2 separate regions of the Homo sapiens genome follow, and region 2 is linked to region 1. A link is an interaction called in ENCODE POLR2A ChIA-PET data of the cell type or tissue named here. Cell type or tissue: endothelial cell of umbilical vein. All regions are shown on one strand. Links, peaks and the distances in the headings refer to the core of each region. The heading gives the core; the rest is flanking DNA.

What was found. Peaks named below come from ENCODE experiments on the same cell type or tissue, not always from the same donor. Only the 100,000 strongest peaks of a DNase experiment are listed, where the experiment ranks them.
Region 2: POLR2A ChIA-PET joins it to region 1 with 11 read pairs; 5 of 35 experiments call an interaction of 5 or more read pairs at or near these places.

The regions. Positions count from the first base shown.
Region 1 is chr12:96,441,751-96,450,383 of GRCh38, reverse strand. No RefSeq gene overlaps it. Among named protein-coding and RNA genes, the nearest start is that of CFAP54, 44 kb to the left of the region's middle. In endothelial cell of umbilical vein, for the core only: no CTCF peak of the experiment used is centred there; DNase peaks (open chromatin) are centred at 1,853 and 4,333; H3K27ac peaks cover 6,184 bases.
Region 2 is chr12:96,371,850-96,380,482 of GRCh38, reverse strand. The region is part of intron 1 of CDK17 (cyclin dependent kinase 17); the gene reads left to right. Among named protein-coding and RNA genes, the nearest start is that of CDK17, 24 kb to the left of the region's middle. In endothelial cell of umbilical vein, for the core only: no CTCF peak of the experiment used is centred there; DNase peaks (open chromatin) are centred at 4,382, 5,130, 8,005 and 8,162; H3K27ac peaks cover 4,956 bases.

The sequences.
Region 1 (8,633 bases), core at 1-8,000:
CCTGAGTAGCTGGGACGACAGGTGCCTGCCACCACGCCCAGCTAATTTTTTTTTGTATTGTTAGTAGAGACGGGGTTTCACCGTGTTAGCCAGGATGGTCTCGATCTCCTGACTTCATGATCCACCCGCCTCAGCCTCCCAAAGTGCTGGGATTACAGGCGTGAGCCACCGCACCTGGCCTGTTGTTGTTGTTTTTGAGACGGAGTCTCACTGTCGCCCAGGCTGGAGTGCAGTGGCATGATCTTGGCTCATTGCAACCTCCGCCTCCCGGATTCAAGCAATTCTCCTTGCCTCAGTCTCCTGAGTAGCTGGGATTACAGGCGCCCACTACCACACACAGGTAATTTTTTGTATTTTTTAGTAGAGACGGGGTTTCACCATGTTGACCAGGCTGATCTTGACCTCCTGACCTTAGGTGATCGTCCACCTCAGCCTCCCAAAGTGCTGGGATTATAGGCGTGAGCCACCGTGCCCAGCCTCAATCTTGTTTATCCTTTCAAGTAACAAACTTTGTGTTTCATTGATCCATTGTATGGTTTTCTTGGTCCAAGTTTGTTTAGTTCTGCTCTAATTATAGTTTTTTTTTTCCCTTTTGCTAGCTTTAGGTTTAGTTTGTTCTTGTTTTTCTAGTTCTATTATGTGTTCTATAAGGTTGTTAATTTGAGACCTATCTTCTGGATGTCAAAGCCGATATTCTTTAGTATTGTACTACACCATTTACCACCATTAACATTATTAACTTTCATGGACTAGTCCCATGCATAGGTAAATGAAATGGTTGACTACATTGTGCAATTAAAAGCTACTGAAGGCTGGTGCAGTGGCTTATGCCTGTAATCCCAGCACTTTGGGAAGCCAAGGCAGGTGGATCACCTGAGGTCAGAAGTTTGAAACCAGCCTGGCCAACACGGTGAAACCCTGTCTCTACTAAAAATACAAAAAATTATCTGGGTGTGGTGGTAGGCACCTGTAATCCCAGCTACTTGGGAGGCTGAGGCAGGAGAATTGCTTGAACCTGGGTGGTGGAGGTTGCAGTGAGCCAATATCCTGCCACTGCCCTCCAACTTCAGTGACAGAGTGAGACTCTATCTCAAAAAAAGAAAGAAAAAAGAAAAAAAGAAGCTACTGAAGGATTTACCTGTCCCCAAACACTGTCTCCACATTCTGCAGTAGTAATAACAGTTATGTCACTTTTTGAGTTATTTTTTCCATAATATTAGTAAAGTTTGCCCCCTATGGGAGATAATACATTAATCCATAGATTAACAAATTAAACTGCAATTTAATAACTATCTATTAAAACTAGATTCCCAGCAGAAGTAGAATTAAAAAACAAAAACAAAACAAAAACCTAGATTCTCTGCAGAAAAATAGGATTAAAAAGAACAAAAACGGCCGGGCACAGTGACTCATGCCTGTAATCCCAGCACTTTGGGAGGCCAAGGTGGGCAGATCACCTGAGGTCAGGAGTTCGAGACCAGCCTGACCAATATAGGGAAACCCCGTCTCTACTAAAAATACAAAAATTAGCCAGGCATGGTGGCGGTCACCTGTAATCCCAGCTACTCGGGAGGCTGAGGCAGGAGAATGGCTTGAACCTGGGAGGCAGAGCTTGCAGTGAGCCGAGATCGCGCCACTGCACTCCAGCCTGGGTGACAGAGCGAGACTCTGACTCAAAAAAAACAAAACAAAACAAAAAACACTTTCCTTGATCTCCCAGTAAGTGGATAGTCAAGCTAGGAGTTGAGTCTATGTATTTAATCATTGTATTATACTTTTCTCTCCTATTTCTCACTCTCGTTTCAGTCACTCCTCATATGACATGCGATTCTCCATCCTTTTCCTGTGACTCACAGTCCAGGTGGTCACTGCTGCTTTTAAACAGAGTCACTGTAGTAGACTGAATTCATTGGGAAGCAGGCACTGAGACAGAGTTTATAGCTTGCAGGATGTTTATTAAGGAGCACCCTTGGCGTCAACACATAAGGAACAGGGCAGGGGAGGTAGGAGCAAAGCAAACCCAAGACATTTTCATAATTTTTATAGGCCTATTAAAGTATATGTTATAAAATATTCATAGCTTACTCTGAAAAGGTAAATATTTTGAATTGACTGGATATATAAGATCAGCTGAAATTTTGCCTACATTAAATTAATCTTGGCCAGGAGCAGTGGCTCATGCCTGTAATCCCAGCACTTTGGGAGGCCAAGGTGGGCAGATCACTTGAGGTCGGGAGTTTGAGACCAGCCTGGCCAACATGGCAAAAACCCGTCTCTACTAAAACTACAAAAATTAGCAGGGCGTGGTGGCAGGCACCTGTAGTCCCAGCTACTCAGGAGGCTGAGGCAGGAGAATCGCTTGAACCCGGGGGGCAGAGGCTGCAGTGAGCCAAGATTGCACCATTGCACTCCAGCCTGGGTGACAGAGCAGGACTCCATCTCAAAAATAAAAATAATAATTAATCTTATGCCCTATTTTTGTCCTCAAATTTGATCAAGGCAAATTCACCCAGAACCCACTATTAAAATGGGACATAATTGTGTTGAGGAGTGATGATCATGGAAACCATTTTACTGATTCAGGCTAATTAAGTAAAAAAAAAAGGGGGGGGGGCTATTTTAACTTCCTCAGATATGTGATATATCTTTGAAAATACAAGGTAAATTCTTCTTGTAAATGTTACAAAAAGGGCTACAGATCCCTTAATAAAGATTATTAGACCTTTATCCATGTACAAGTTCTTTTGTTTGTTAGTTTAATAATGCTACTGCTGGTTGATCAACCAAGCTGTTTTAGGAGCTCCACAGTATATTAGCAAGTCTGTAAAGTAATAGATAATTAGTCCTTAACCAAAAAAAAAAAAAAAAAAAAAAAAAGGAGAATGTCACAGCCCCCACACATCTGTTACTTGTCAGATGTCTATTACAGTGGCTGCTCCAAATGCCATTAAAGTGAAACCTTGAATTCTTGCCTATTTATTCTCACAGTCTGTTTATCAACTCTTCGTATTCTAAAGCTCCATACACTTGTTTTCTTGTTTTTTATTACACTATTAATTTCAGCAATTACAATGTATGGCTTAGCTAGAGGAGTTTCTACAGTATAAATATTAAAAATAGGCCGGACGCGGTGGCCCATACCTGTAATCCTAGCACTTTGGGAGGCCGAGGTGGGAGGATCATTTGAGGCCAGGCATTCAAGATTAGCCTGGTCAACATGGTGAAACCCCTTCTCTACTAAAAATACAAAAATTAGCCGGGCATAGTGGTACGTGCCTCTAATCCCAGCTACTCAGGAGGCTGAGGCAGGAGAATTGCTTGAACCCGGGAGGCAGCGGTTGCAGTGAGCTGAGATCACGCCACTGCACTCCAGCCTGGGCAACACAGTGAGACACTGTCTCAAAAAAAAATACATAAAAATAAAAATCACACAAATGTATGAAAGGAAGATTGATGGAATATTATTTTAATAACAGCTATGAAGTACAGAAGATACAGAAATTTACTAGGGAAAATTAAAAGTAAGTAAATTAGAAGAAACAGGAAGTAGAAGGTGATAAAGAAGAATCATCCATCTGCTAAATTAGTAACTCTCATTCAATGTGGATTTCAATACAGTATTGTTACTCCACATTACTAAGTTCACTGAGAAGATATTTTAAGTGGCAACTTCCACTGTTAAGTTTAATTACTTTTACAAAGTAAGCCAGTCAGATTCCTCAGATGCCAGACTCTTAGTTATATTTTTCAGCAGGCCATAGCATCTCTAATACCCAGCAAAATCCAGGTTACCACAGACATAACTACTTCTTCGAAGTAGTCCAACCCTGTCTCTTTCACTAAACTAACTTGATTCCCTTGTTAATTTTGTATAAATGTTCTCCATGGAAACAGCTCCTTGTTAGTCATACTGAGAAAGGAGCAAAATAACCTGGCTGCTTGGGTATACCAATTACTATTATCAGTAGGTTTTTTGGTTTGTTTTTGTTTTTTACTCTCTTGAATTAATGAATTTGCTAGACGTCAAAGGAGACTTCAATGCTTATCAAACACAATCTTCTGTATAGATGGTTTTCCCATGAATGAACCCAAGATTTCCTATAAGAATTACACAATATGTGTTGTTCACTTTGCCAAGTCTTTATCTTGCCTATGATGTAAAGCTGAGCTCTGAGAGGGAAATACTGAGAGAAGGGTCAGCCGGAGGCCCTGAACCAACTTCATAGTTGCAAGGGGAAACTGACTAATCTTAGAAATTTGTTTTTCCTTCCTTGTCCTAGGCTTAATCCAACTGGAGGAAATTGACTGGCATTTCATTATTTTCCTTTACAATAAGCTTGGAGCAAGCTGCAGAGGAAACTAGTCAGGTCAGAGCAGAAAGGAAACTGCCTAGTACCTTCGTCAGTTTCCTGTTGCATCTGACTGATAGCAGAACGAAGAGGATGTGATGTTATGGTGCTGGGGTTTGATTCTGAGATGCTGCTGATAAAGGCTCCACCTTCCATTCAGTGGCTAGTGATTCATGGTTTTCTACTGACCTAATCTAGCTTCAGACTTCAGAGCTTTCCCTTTAAGAATCCCTTAGCTAACTAGAATTTCAACTGCTTATGCTGCGTAAGATATAGAGAGCCTAGAATGAAAATCTATTATTTATAAACAGCTCCCTGGTAATCTATCAAGCTCCAGAAATACACAAGATCTGTCTCCAGGGAAATTAGTTCCTTCAGGCTTTGGTCTGCTCACCACAGACATTTCCATGGGAAAAATGTCTTCTGATTTAGTCAAGTGGTAGGTAGGAGTGTTTTAAAGACATTTTGTTAGAATCTGTATCCCAAATATTCCTTTTTTCTTTCTTTCCTTTTAGAGACAGGGTATGGCTCTGTCGCCCAGGCTGGAGTACAGTGGTACAATCTCCACTCGCTGCAGCTTCAATTTCCTGAGCTCAGGCAGTCCACCCAACTCAGCGTCCCGAGTAGCTGGGACTAAAGGTGTGCACCACCACACCCGGCTATTTTTTTTTTTTTTTTTGTATTTTTTTTGTAGAGACAGGGTTTCACCATGTTGCCCAGGCTGGTCTGAAACTCCTGGACTCAAGCGATCTGCCCACCTTGGACTCCCAAAGTGCTGAGATTACAGGCGTAAGCCACCATGCCATGTCCAGCCCCAAATATTCTTAATAGGGCATATGACCATTCTATTTAAAAATTTTAATGACTTCTCCTTGATTTAGTATAAAATTCTAGTTTCTTTACAAATAATTTGAAAGCCTTATACTATCTATTGCCTACCTACCTTTCTAGACTTATTTCAAACTATCCCACTATTTTTTTTTGAGACAGAGTTTTGCTCTTATCACCCAGGCTGGAGTACAGTGGCACTATCTCAGCTCACTGCAACCTTCACCTCCTGGATTCAAGCAATTCTCCTGCCTCAGCCTCCCAAGTAGCTGGAATTAACAGGCATGCCCCACCACACCTAGCTAATTTTTGTATTTTTAGTAGAGATGGGTTTTCCCCATGTTGGCCAGGCTGGTCTCGAACTCCTGAGCTCAGGTGATCCGCCTGCCTCGGCCTCCCAAAGTGCTGGGATTGCAGGTGTGAGCCACTGCACCCGGCGAAGTTTTTTTTAAAAGAGTCCATACATAGTGTTCCAAGTTTTTGGAGCTTGGGCTTAGGCCGGGCTATCATCCTAAATGTCCTCACCATTTCTGTTTTTGTTTGTAATTCAAGTCCAGTTTCAGTTGCTTCTTCATTAGGTCTTCCACAACTACTTCGGGTACAAAGAAATTGCACAATCACTGTAGTATTTATTATCTCTATTTCTCATTTGGCCGTTAACCACTTCACAGAGGGAGCGCATCTTGATTTTTTTTTTTTTTTTTTTTTTTTTTGAGATGGAATTTCTCTCTTGTTGCCCAGGCTGGAGTGTTTGTCGATCTCGGCTCGCTGCAACCTCCGCCTCCCAGGTTCAAGTGATTCTCCTGCCTCAGCCTCCCGAATAGCTGGGATTATAGCCGCCTGCCACCATGCCCGGCTAATTTTTATATTTTTAGTGCCGACGGGGTTTCACCATGTTGGCCAGGCTGGTCTCGAACTCCTGACCTCAGGTGATCCACCCACCTCAGCCTCCCAAAGTGCTGGGATTACAGGCGTAAGCCACTGCGCCCGGCCTCTTGTGCTGTTTTATTATGCGGTAGTGATTCTTAAATCTTGCATTCCTGTTTAAGTTTGTATTATTTTGTAATAATTTCAGGAGGAAGATTATATGTCTTACTTCTTTCTATGCCTTCACACCATATAAAGACCATATAGTGTCTTCAATCATATTTTAGATTAATTTATTGAAAGCACAAGTATTAAACAGGTACAAACATAACCATGTATATATTTAAGTGGAATACAATGATCTTGCACTACAATAAAATAATTATTGGCTTGGGCAATTTAAATAGGTTAAATTCTTATAGACTCTCAGATTTATAATTTTACAGGAAATGCCTTGACCATTTTAACCAACCAATCAACCAAGTTATTAAACAAGCAAAAGCAAACAGAAGTTTCTAAGTTTGGCTGATAATGATACCTGGTTTGTTGACTGCACCTGTGCAGATATAGCTTAATTGACTGTAACAAATATACCATTTGAGTGTAGGATGTTGATGGTGGGGGAGGCTGTACCTGTGTGGAGTTAGAAGGTACATGAGAAATCTCTGTACCTTCTTCTTAATTTTGCTGTAAACTTAAAATTGCTCTGAAAAATAAAGTCTATTAAAACAACAACAAAAGGGCGGGCGTGGTGGCTCCTGACTGTAATCCCAACACTTTGGGAGGCCGAGGTGGGTGGATCACCTGAGGTCAGGAGTTTGAGACCAGCCTGACCAACATGGTGAAACCCCATCTCTACTAAAACTACAAAAATTAGCTGGGTGTGGTGGCACGCACCTGTAATTCCAGCTACTCACGAGGCTGAGGCAGGAGAATTGCTTGAACCCGGGAGGTGGAGGTTGCAGTGAGCTGTGATCGCGTCATTGCACTCCAGCCTGGGCAACAGAGCAAGACTCTGTCTCAAAAACAAAATAAAATAAAATAAATAAAATAAAACAACAACAACAAACAAAAAACCTTCTCAGCACTTGTTGTATTGAACCATTTACGTACCACACCAGATTGCTCAGTAGTATCTGATCCCCACCCCCAAACCTCAGTCACTTGACAAGTTTCCACAATCATTGTGATAGAAGAAGGAGTTCCTGTGTAGGGCATGGCCTGACAAAGAGGGACCTTTGTATATTCACATTGTCTGGGATCCCTGGAGGCTGTGCCTTCACCAGAAGCTTCCAGGAGTCATTAGAAATCACAGAAGGGCAAAAGGAGCGGACTTTAATGAGTGAGAGACCAGAGAGACCAGAGACAGAGAGAACCCAACAGATAAATTGTCGTTTGTCCTATCCATGAACTGTTCTGAGATGTGCTGGATTTCTATAACCTCTCTGGACACCAAACTATCAACGGTGTTTTGTTGTGAAGCTGTGTCTCCAGTAAAACCATATACCACTTTTTATTTGCTCTCCTTCCTTTGCGGACTCAATTTCTTTTTCTCTTCTCTCTTAGTGCCCTGGGATTGTACCTCTCTCCAGAATGATGGATATATAACTTCTATTTTCTTTTTTTCTACTTTTTTTTTTTTTGAGACAGAGTTCGCTCTGTTGCCCAGGCTGGAATGCAATGGCGTGGTCTCAGCTCACGGCAACCTCTGCCTCCCAGGTTCAAGTGATTCTCCTGCCTCAGCCTCCCGAGTAGCTGGGATTACAGGCATGCACTACTACACCCTGCTAATTTTGTATTTTTAGTAGAGACAGGATTTCTCCATGTTGGTCAGGCTGGTCTCGAACTCCCGACCTCAGGTGATCTGCCTGCCTCGGCCTCCCAAAGTGCTGGGATTACAGGTGTGAGCCACCACACCCGGCTATAACCTCTATTTTCTAGGAAATGTGAACCACTTTCAAATGCCAAACCCTGTGCTAGGTATTAGGGAAAAGACATCATGTTCTAGTGTTACAAATACTTTTTAAAATATTTTATTTGTTTGCTTTGATGAATTCATATGGTCAAAAAAGCAAAGTCTTGAAAGGATAAACAGTGAAAACCTCCTGTATTAGTCTGTTCTCACAATGCTATAAAGACATACCTGAAATTTGGTAATTTATAAAGAAAGGGGGTTTAATTGACTCACAGTTTTGCATGGCTGGGGAAGCCTCAGGAAACTTACAATCATGGTGGAAGGTGAAAGGGAAGCAAGGTGTGTCTTATACGATGGCAGGAGAGAGAGAGCAAAGGAAGTCACACTTTTAAACCATTAGATCTTGTGAGAACTCACTATCATGAAAACAGCAAGGGGGAAACCACCTCCATGTTCCAATCACCTCCCACGAGGTCCCTCTCTCAACACGTGGGGATTACAATTTGAGATGAGATTTGGGTGGGTACATAGAGCCAAACCATATTACCTCCCTTCCACACATGTGCCCCTGACACTCCATGACTTCTGCCTCCTGTTCCCCTCCCAATAATAGAGCTGGGAAATAATCTCATATCAATACATAAAATAGTTTCACAATATATTTGGCTGCACAG
Region 2 (8,633 bases), core at 634-8,633, 71 kb after region 1:
CCCGTCTCTCTACTAAAAATACAAAAATTAGCCGGGCGTGGTGGTGGATGCTTGGGCGCCTGTAATCCCAGCTACTCGGGAGGCTGAGGCAGAGAATTATATGAACCCAGGAGGCGGAGGTTGCAGTGAGCTGAGATCGCACCATTGCACTCTAGCCTGGGCAACAGGGAAGACTTTGTCTCAAAAAAAAAAAAAAAAACCAGCTAAAAAGAGCTACTTGTGCCTTTTTTGGGTAATTTTTTGGTTCACCTCAGAGACATGAGAATTACTGGTTTTTCTTTTTTGGGTTTTTTTTTTGTTTTTTTTTTGGTCGGGGGACAGAGTCTGCCTCTGTCTCTCAGGCTAGGGTGCATTGGTGCTATCATGGCTCACTGCAGGCTCAACCTCCTGGGTTCAGGTGATCCTCCCACCTCAGCCTCCATAGTAGCTGGGACTACAGGTGTGTGCCACCATGCACAGCTAATTTTTGTATTTTTTGTAGAGATGGGGTCTCACTGTGTTGCCCAGGCTGGTTTCAAACTCCTTGGCTCAAGCGATCCTCCTGCCTTGGCCTTTCAAAGTGCTGGGATTAAAGATGTTAGCTACAGCGCCCAGGGAGAATTGTTTTACTGTCTCTTAGGAGCACTTGGAAATGTGTGTTTAATTTAGAAACTCTGCCATTTTTATCTTCCGATGAGGAAATGTTTCGATATGTTAGAAATTGGTTTCACCATTTTGTTTGGGGAAATAAGAGATATAAATAGTAGATTTACTTCTGGACACGGTGGCTGATGGCTGTAATTCCTGCAAATTTGGGAAGCCAAGGTGAAAGGATTGCTTGAGCCCAGGAGTTTGAGACCAGCCTGGGCAACATAGTGAGATCCCCGTCTCTACAAAAAATGTTTAAGAAATTAGCCAGGCATAGTAATGTGTGCCTGCAGTCCTAGTTACTCAAGAAGCTCAACCTGTGGAAGGATTGCTTAATCCCAGGAATTTGAGGTTGCAGTGAGCTATGATGGCACTGCACTCCAGCCTGGGGGACAGACTTGAGACCCTGTCTCAAAAAAAAAAATTAGATTTAAAAAATATAGAAATGATAGATGCTTTTGTTTAACTATAAATATCAGCATATCTTATAATCAAGAATATAAACATTAATTGTTTCTATAAATTGTTCTGCATTTCTTTAGCCTTTATCTCCCTGCTAATATAGGTGATCATAAATCACTTTCCATTTAACAGTAATTCAGTAAACTTACATACAGGTTCTGATAATATGTTAATTTTAGCAGCTGTACTGCATTTCAGCACTTTAAATTCAACTGAGTTTGACTTGAAATACCTCCATTTTACTAAATTTAGATTTTTTTGGTACATAATTGTCCCTAGGTTTGAGCTACTCTGTCTCATAGTATGTATTTATGCTTCAGAAATTAATATCTTTTTCTTTCTTAGTATTTGAACCTTCAGATTCTTCCACTATTATAACCATTTTAAGTTCTTTTTAAAATTAAACTTATTTTTTTGGGATAGATAAAACTCAAGTATGTAGAAAGATGTACACGAAGTCTTATTTCTTCCTTTGCTTGCTACTTTATTTTCCTTCCACACTTTTTGGTATCCTGTTTATCCTTCCAGTGTTTTCCTTTTGTAGTTACAAACAAATGTGTATTTTATTCTGGAGATCTTTCCATATCTAGATAAAGATCTTTATTTTTAATAGCTTCATAGTATTTTCTTATGTAGATGTACCGTAGTTTAGTCACTCAATCCTTTGTGGCTATTTGGGTTGTTTTCTATTTTTTGCTGTTACAATGCCAAATGAATAACAATATACATGTAACATTTTCTATTTGAACAAGCAATTGTAGATCTTTAGGTCAAGTATTTTCTTCCACTGTCAGCTGAGAGAACCTAGAAGCAACAATATCCCTGTAGCAGTGAGCACACCTGGTGCCCAGATCTTGGTTTCTAACACCATTCTCCAGTAAAAGGAACCAGGCCTTTGTGGAGAAATGGCTGATTCTAGGACTGGGGCAGCTAATAAAACTGTAAGATCAACCTGGAGTATCTTGTAGTGCTGGAAAGGAAGGAACTATTCAAACAAAAACACGAATGAGTTATGTCAAAGGGACACAGCCAACTGAAAGAGTTCCCAGTAGCCAATACTGGAATAATTTGAGCAACAAAAAAGTAATATTGAATTATAACCCAAAGTATAAAATAATATCCATGAGTTCATGCTGATAGAAGTAAATGACTGACTAAATAAATAAATGGGGGAAGAATAGACAAATCTGTGCATAATTAGATACACAGCCCTCAAGGAAGTATAATACAACTCCCCACCTTTCAAGTGTGAGCTACATGAGGTGACTTCCTGCCAATAAGTACCATACTAATGTAAGATCTTACTAGCGGAAACTGAGTGTGTGGTTTAAGGGAACTCTTTACTATTTTTCTGTAAATCTAAAACGATACTAAAAGTTCACTTTTAAAAAACTGCTTCTGGGCCGGGCGCAGTGGCTCACGCCTGTAATCCCAGCACTTTGGGAGGCCAAGGTGGGCGGATCACGAGGTCAGGAGATCAAGACCATCCTGGCTAACACGGTGAAACCCTGTCTCTACTAAAAATACAAAAAATTAGCTGGGCGTAGTGGCGGGCGCCTGTAGTCTCAGCTACTTGGGAGGCTGAGGCAGGAGAATGGCGTGAACCCGGGAGGGGGAGCTTGCAGTGAGCCGAGATCGCACCACTGCACTCCAGCCTGGGCGACAGAGCGAGACTCCATCTCAAAAAAAAAAAAAAAACGAAAAAAAAAAACTGCTTCTGTAATTCTGATGCTGCCAGATTGCCATTTTGTACTACCACCTAAATGTGCAACAGGCCTGTTTCCCATAACCTCAGCAACTGAATGTGTTGTCAGACTTTTTGAGTTTTGCATTTGATAGATGAGAACTGGTTTAACTCAGGTTATTGTATTTTTCTCATTATCAATGACATTGGACATTTTTTCATATGTTTAAGGGGCATTTTACGTTTTTTCCCTTCTTTGAATTCTCATGTCCTTTATTTTTCTCTTAGGTCATTGGTCTTTGTTTTCAGGAATTTTCTGTTGGGAGATTAGCCCTTTATTTGTGATGTGGGTTGCAAATATGTATATTTTAGATTATGTTTTTTCATGCATAACTTTCGACTTTTATATGGTGAAGTAATTTTTTCTTTTATGTTTTTGGATTTTGAAATATATTTAGAAAAGTCTTCACCATTCCAAGGTTATAAGGAAGTTCATCCACATTTTCTTCTAATACTTGTGGTTGTGTTTTTCACATTTGGATTTTAAAATTTGGATCCTTCAGTTCCTCTCAATCTTTGAGGCATTTTAAATGCTTACCCCTTGCTTTCTGGTTATACCTGCATCAGCATGGTTGTGGCCATATAGGTGATTCAGATGACTTATAGTAAAAGAAATACTTAGGCATTTACTCTCAGTAAGAAGTCTCAACTTTCTGATTACTGATCATGATTATTATAGTAAATGGAAACTCCTTTAGAGTTTCTTTTCACTGTTAAATTGTATATTTTGTAGTATTTTTTCTACTGATTATCAGTATTGTGGATTATTCATGTATCAATTGGTTTTTTCCTTATCCTGTTTCTTATAGGATTCCTTTTTAGATTATTAAACCTGTCTGTGATCTGTTTCTCATCTTCCTTAGAACTCCTACTGGTTTTATGGTCCTCTGATTACTAAACTCTATTTTATAATCTTCAGAAGTTTAATTAGTAGGCCAGTTTGCTGTTTTAACTCATTAAGAAACTGGCCAGTAGTGTCAGTGGATACTGCCTAATATAGGGTGATGATTTATCTTAACCTTTTATAACAGTATTAATATTTTCCCCACATTGCTTGTGATGAGACTAGTGTCACTGAACTGAGCTTGTAACAGACATTTGGGAAGCTGTCTGGTGGTACTGCGGAATTTTGGCTGCTGGAAAATACCACCAAAAATTATCTGTTGAGTATATTGCTTATAAGCATTTGTAGGGGGCCATGTGGGTGTTGATAAGAATGGCAAACCAGAAAGGAACATCAAAGTTGGAGTGTTTATTATTGATGTTTTGGAGTCTGGTTTAAGTATTTCAAAGCTTTATTAGAATTAGGTGAGGATCATGATATAATAGTTTGATTGGACAGACATACCAAGGTAAGAGTTTTGAGGTAAGCTTTTTCAGTGTCTTAGAAAGTGAACAATCATTTGCTACTATTTATTGAAAAATTGAATAGTCTGATGTTGGTTTATATGGGTTTTTTGGGAAGTTCCTGAAATGAACAATGAAGTTTTTTGTAGCTCTTATCTGCCTGAGCAGGAGTTTCCTGGAATAGCAAAGTCATGTTGTTGAAGACAGCTGTATAATGATAGTTAATATAGATTGTAAACTTGGTGTAGACAGTTTCAGTTCTCAGTGTCCATTTAGAACCACAAGAAACTTGAACATGTATTTATAAAAAGTCTGATTCTTAGGCTCATTTGCAAAGACAATGCATTCTCTTGGTGAATAGTTTGACTTTCAATTTTTCCCCTGGGGAATGAGGCCTGACTTTAACAATTAGGTGTCAGACATGCCCAAGTAGGCAGTTGGATAGGTGAGTCTGCAGCTTAATAAAGAGGTCAGGATCACTGTAATACCAGCAGTTTGGGAGGCCAAGGCAGGTGGATCACCTGAGGTCAGGAGTTTGAGACCAGCCGGGCCAACATCGTGAAACCCCATCTCTACTAAAAATACAAAAAATTACCCAGGCGTGGTGGTGGGTGCCTGTAATCCCAGCTACTCAGGAGGCTGAGGCAGGAGAATCACTTGAACCCAGGATGCGGAGGTTGCAGTGAGCTGAGCCCAGGATGCGGAGGTTGCAGTGAGCTGAGATCGCGCCATTGTACTCCAGCCTAGGCAACAAGAGCAAAACTCTGTCTCAAAAAAAAAAAAAAAAAAAAAGGTTAGGATCAGAGATGGAAATTTGGGAGTCACTGTGTGTAGATGTTGTCCACCCAGAATGAGCTTGCCTAAGGAGGAAACATAGAAGAAAAATGCTTGTGCCAGGACTTAGGCCACACTGGTGTGTGTGTATGTGTGGCTGAGGGTGGGGTAAAGGGGTGGAATAAATCTGCAGAGGAGTGGCCAGAGAGGTTGGAAGAAAACCAAGATATTGTTATAGAGAAGCCAAGGAAAATGTGTTTAGGATAATGAAGGACTGGTCAAACTCCTATAATTATAGGCAAGGAGCAGTGAAGATAACTGGTGTAGGTTAGTTCAGGAAATTTCTACCTGAAAGCTCTATGTTTAACTCATTTTTGTGTACATATGTATACACACAGGCACACTGTATGGGTTAGGGAAAGGGTCATCATATAATTGTGGATGGTGGAGATGGTTTGAAGTAGACATTGGGGAGAGTAGGAGACCAAGTGCAGCAGAGAAATATAGTAAGATTATTGGCCAGTGTTGAGGCCCATTTAGGTTCGCTGATCAAACTGTTCTGTTGTGTGACTGTTCAGCAGTGCTGAGATGAACTGGTGCTGATGTGGAGAAAGTCTTAGGTGGATTAGGATTGGGATGGACAAGAATATATTTGTGCATTACAGTAGATCCAAGTATATGTACCTTTCTGCCTTTGGAGTGGCTGTAGCATTGTGTTGTTTCATTTATTTCTGATGGGCTCTTCTCATGACCTCACTTGCTTGAAAGCTTACTGCTTGACTGGTATTCAGCCCATCTGAACTTACTTTACTTCTGTGGAGAAGTAAATTAGTTCCCCCCTTTTCCTGGTTTCCACAGAGTCTTGAGATCTCTGATGTTGCTTCTTAGGAAGAAGGGGCATTTGACTAAATTTATAAAGGAAGTATAAGAATTTGCCAAGAGGTCAGAGAATGGGATGAAGGGGAAGGGGTTAATTGTTCCTGGTAGAGGGATATGCTTGTGCAAAGTTAAGAGGCCTGAGCAAAACACCTTAAGGGAATAGAAGCTACAAATAATTTCTTTGAGGCAATGAAGCACTCACTGTGTATCTCTGGAGATGGAGCTGAAAAGTAGTGGGGTCAGAACACAAAGTTCTTGTAAGGCTAGGTGAAGAATGACCTGTTGGCCCCAGAGATTAATTTTTACTTAACAATTTTTCTACGCATGTACAAAATAACGGCTGTTCACAGAACTATTCAGTTCATGACATTCTTCACCTAAGAATTGCCTAGTGGGAAAATGTGTTTGCAGATTAGTTATCTGAATTTGATAATATTTTCATAGAAATAATTTTACCAATTTGGCTGCCGTGTTGCTCCATGAAAGTTACTTAATTTCTCATTTTGGCTGTTAATGGGGAAAGAGGGTTAGTGATATGTAGCTTGCAATTTTATATACAGAACATAAATCAGATGTTCATAATTTGGGAGTATACAGTGGCAAAAATAGTATATGTTAAATGCTTACTGTGTGCTAGGTACAATACATGCATTCTGATTTAGATCTCACATCCTTTTGGAGTAATTGTTTTTTGTTTTTTTGAGACGGAGTCTTGCTCTGTCGCCCAGGGTGGAGTGGTCTTCGCTCTGTCGCCCAGGGTGGAGTGCAATGGCGCGATCTTGGCTCACTGCCACCTCCACCTCTCAGGTTCAAGCGATTCTCCTGCCCCAGCCTCCTAAGTAGCTGGGACTACAGGGGCACACCACCACGCCCAGCTAATTTTTGTATTTTTAGTAGAGACAGGGTTTCACCATCTTGGTCAGGCTGGTTTTGATCTCCTGACCTTGTGATCTGTCCGCCTTGGCCTCCCAAAGTGCTGGGATTACAGGCGTGAGTCACTGTGCCCAGCCATTGAGGTAATTGTTAATTCTTTTCTCTCTCTCTCTTTTCTTCTGAGATGGAGTTTTGCTCTTGTCACCTAGGCTGGGGTGCAATGGCGCAATCTCGGCTCACTGCAACCTCTGCCTCCCAGGTTCAAAGTGATTCCCCTGCCTCAGCCTCCCTAGTAGCTGCAATTACAGGTGCCTGCCACCACGCCCGGCTAATTTTTTGTATTTTTAGTAGAGACGGGGTTTCGCCATGTTGGCCAGGCTGATATCCAACTCTTGACCTCAGGTTATCCGCCTGCCTAGGCCTCCCAAAGTGCTGGGATTACAGGCACTTTGGGAGCCACCGCAGCTGGCCTGTTAATTGCCTTCTCTGAAGAGAAAACTAAATGCAGTTTTCTCAGTGTCATACTTCTCACTGTCTCTCTAGTGTTTAAATGAAGGAATCAGGATTTGAACCTAGGTTAGGCTTACCCTAGGACTTATTCTCAGTTTCTCTTAAAGAAAGTGAACTTCCTATGTGCTATAAACTCTTTATCACTAGTGCCAAAGTTGTGTGTACCATAATTAACATTTCACTGTAGGTGTTAATTAAATGTAGTGATGTGTTAACCTCTAAGCTTTTGAGAAGACTGAATAGGTAGTAAGCAATAATGAAGCAAAGAGAGAATCTAGGCTCATAAAGCCATCCTTTGGTTAACTAGAATCCATTTAATTCACCTAATGGAAAATTCAGATAGCCCAAACAATATTCTGTTTGTCAGAATTCTGGTTAATTCAAATATTACTGTTTTAAAATGCTTTTCTATATCCTCATAGGAAATCTTTCAACATTTTTTAAAGGCTATCATTTGTAATGTATATGCATATTTTACCCTCTTTTTCTTCACTTTGTGTTAATTTCTTTATTTTTTCTATTTATAATATACTGAGGTTTCCTAAATAAGTAAAATTAGAAGAATAGAGAGTTCTGCAAATAAAAATGAAAACCTCTGAAAAAAAGTGGCTGTGGAGTATTTTTTTTCAGTTGATTATTCAGGTACACCTTTTCTTACTGTTTTGGTGAAAATCTACAATTTGGCCTTTACCTTAGATCTTATAAAGATGATAGAGTATGCTTGGAAATTGGCTCATTGTTATGCTCCCTTCCTGTTAGGATTGGTATGTGAACAATTTCTAATTTTCCACTTAGCAAGTAATGTGATGGAGGATTAGAGTGCCTCCCACCCCTCACCAAATCACAAAAAAAGCTTTTCTGAAGATAATGGTAGTTTTATAGTTTTGAGATCAATTGATTCGGCCCTAGGAAGACTCTATTTTGAGGCCTTTTCAATATCTTTGAAATTAACTGGCCATATAAGAGGGAGATTTTTTTCCTTCACAGCTCTTCTTCCCCCAAAGAAAACCTTTACCAGAAGATTGAAGAATGCTGGCATTTTTAATATGTTGCCAAGTCTTCTACTGTTGCCATGGAAAGTTGGCCACTACTTAGTAGAATTTGTCTTATAAAGGCTTTAATAGTGTTAGTTTTTAAAAGATGTTATAACTATTATTGTCATAAATTACAGAATGACAAAATAGCATTTGTCCAGTTCAGATGCCTCTTGGAGAGAAAGACTAGAAAGTTGTACACACACACACACACACACACAAACACACACTCACTCACACACTGTCTCTCTCTCTCCGTCCCCCCTCTTTTTAACATGATAAGCAAATTCATATTTACCTTGTGCCAAGTATGCTAAGAACATTCTTAATGAAACCTACATGAATATTTAGAAAGTAGGTGATTTTGTGAGATTTGCAGTTTA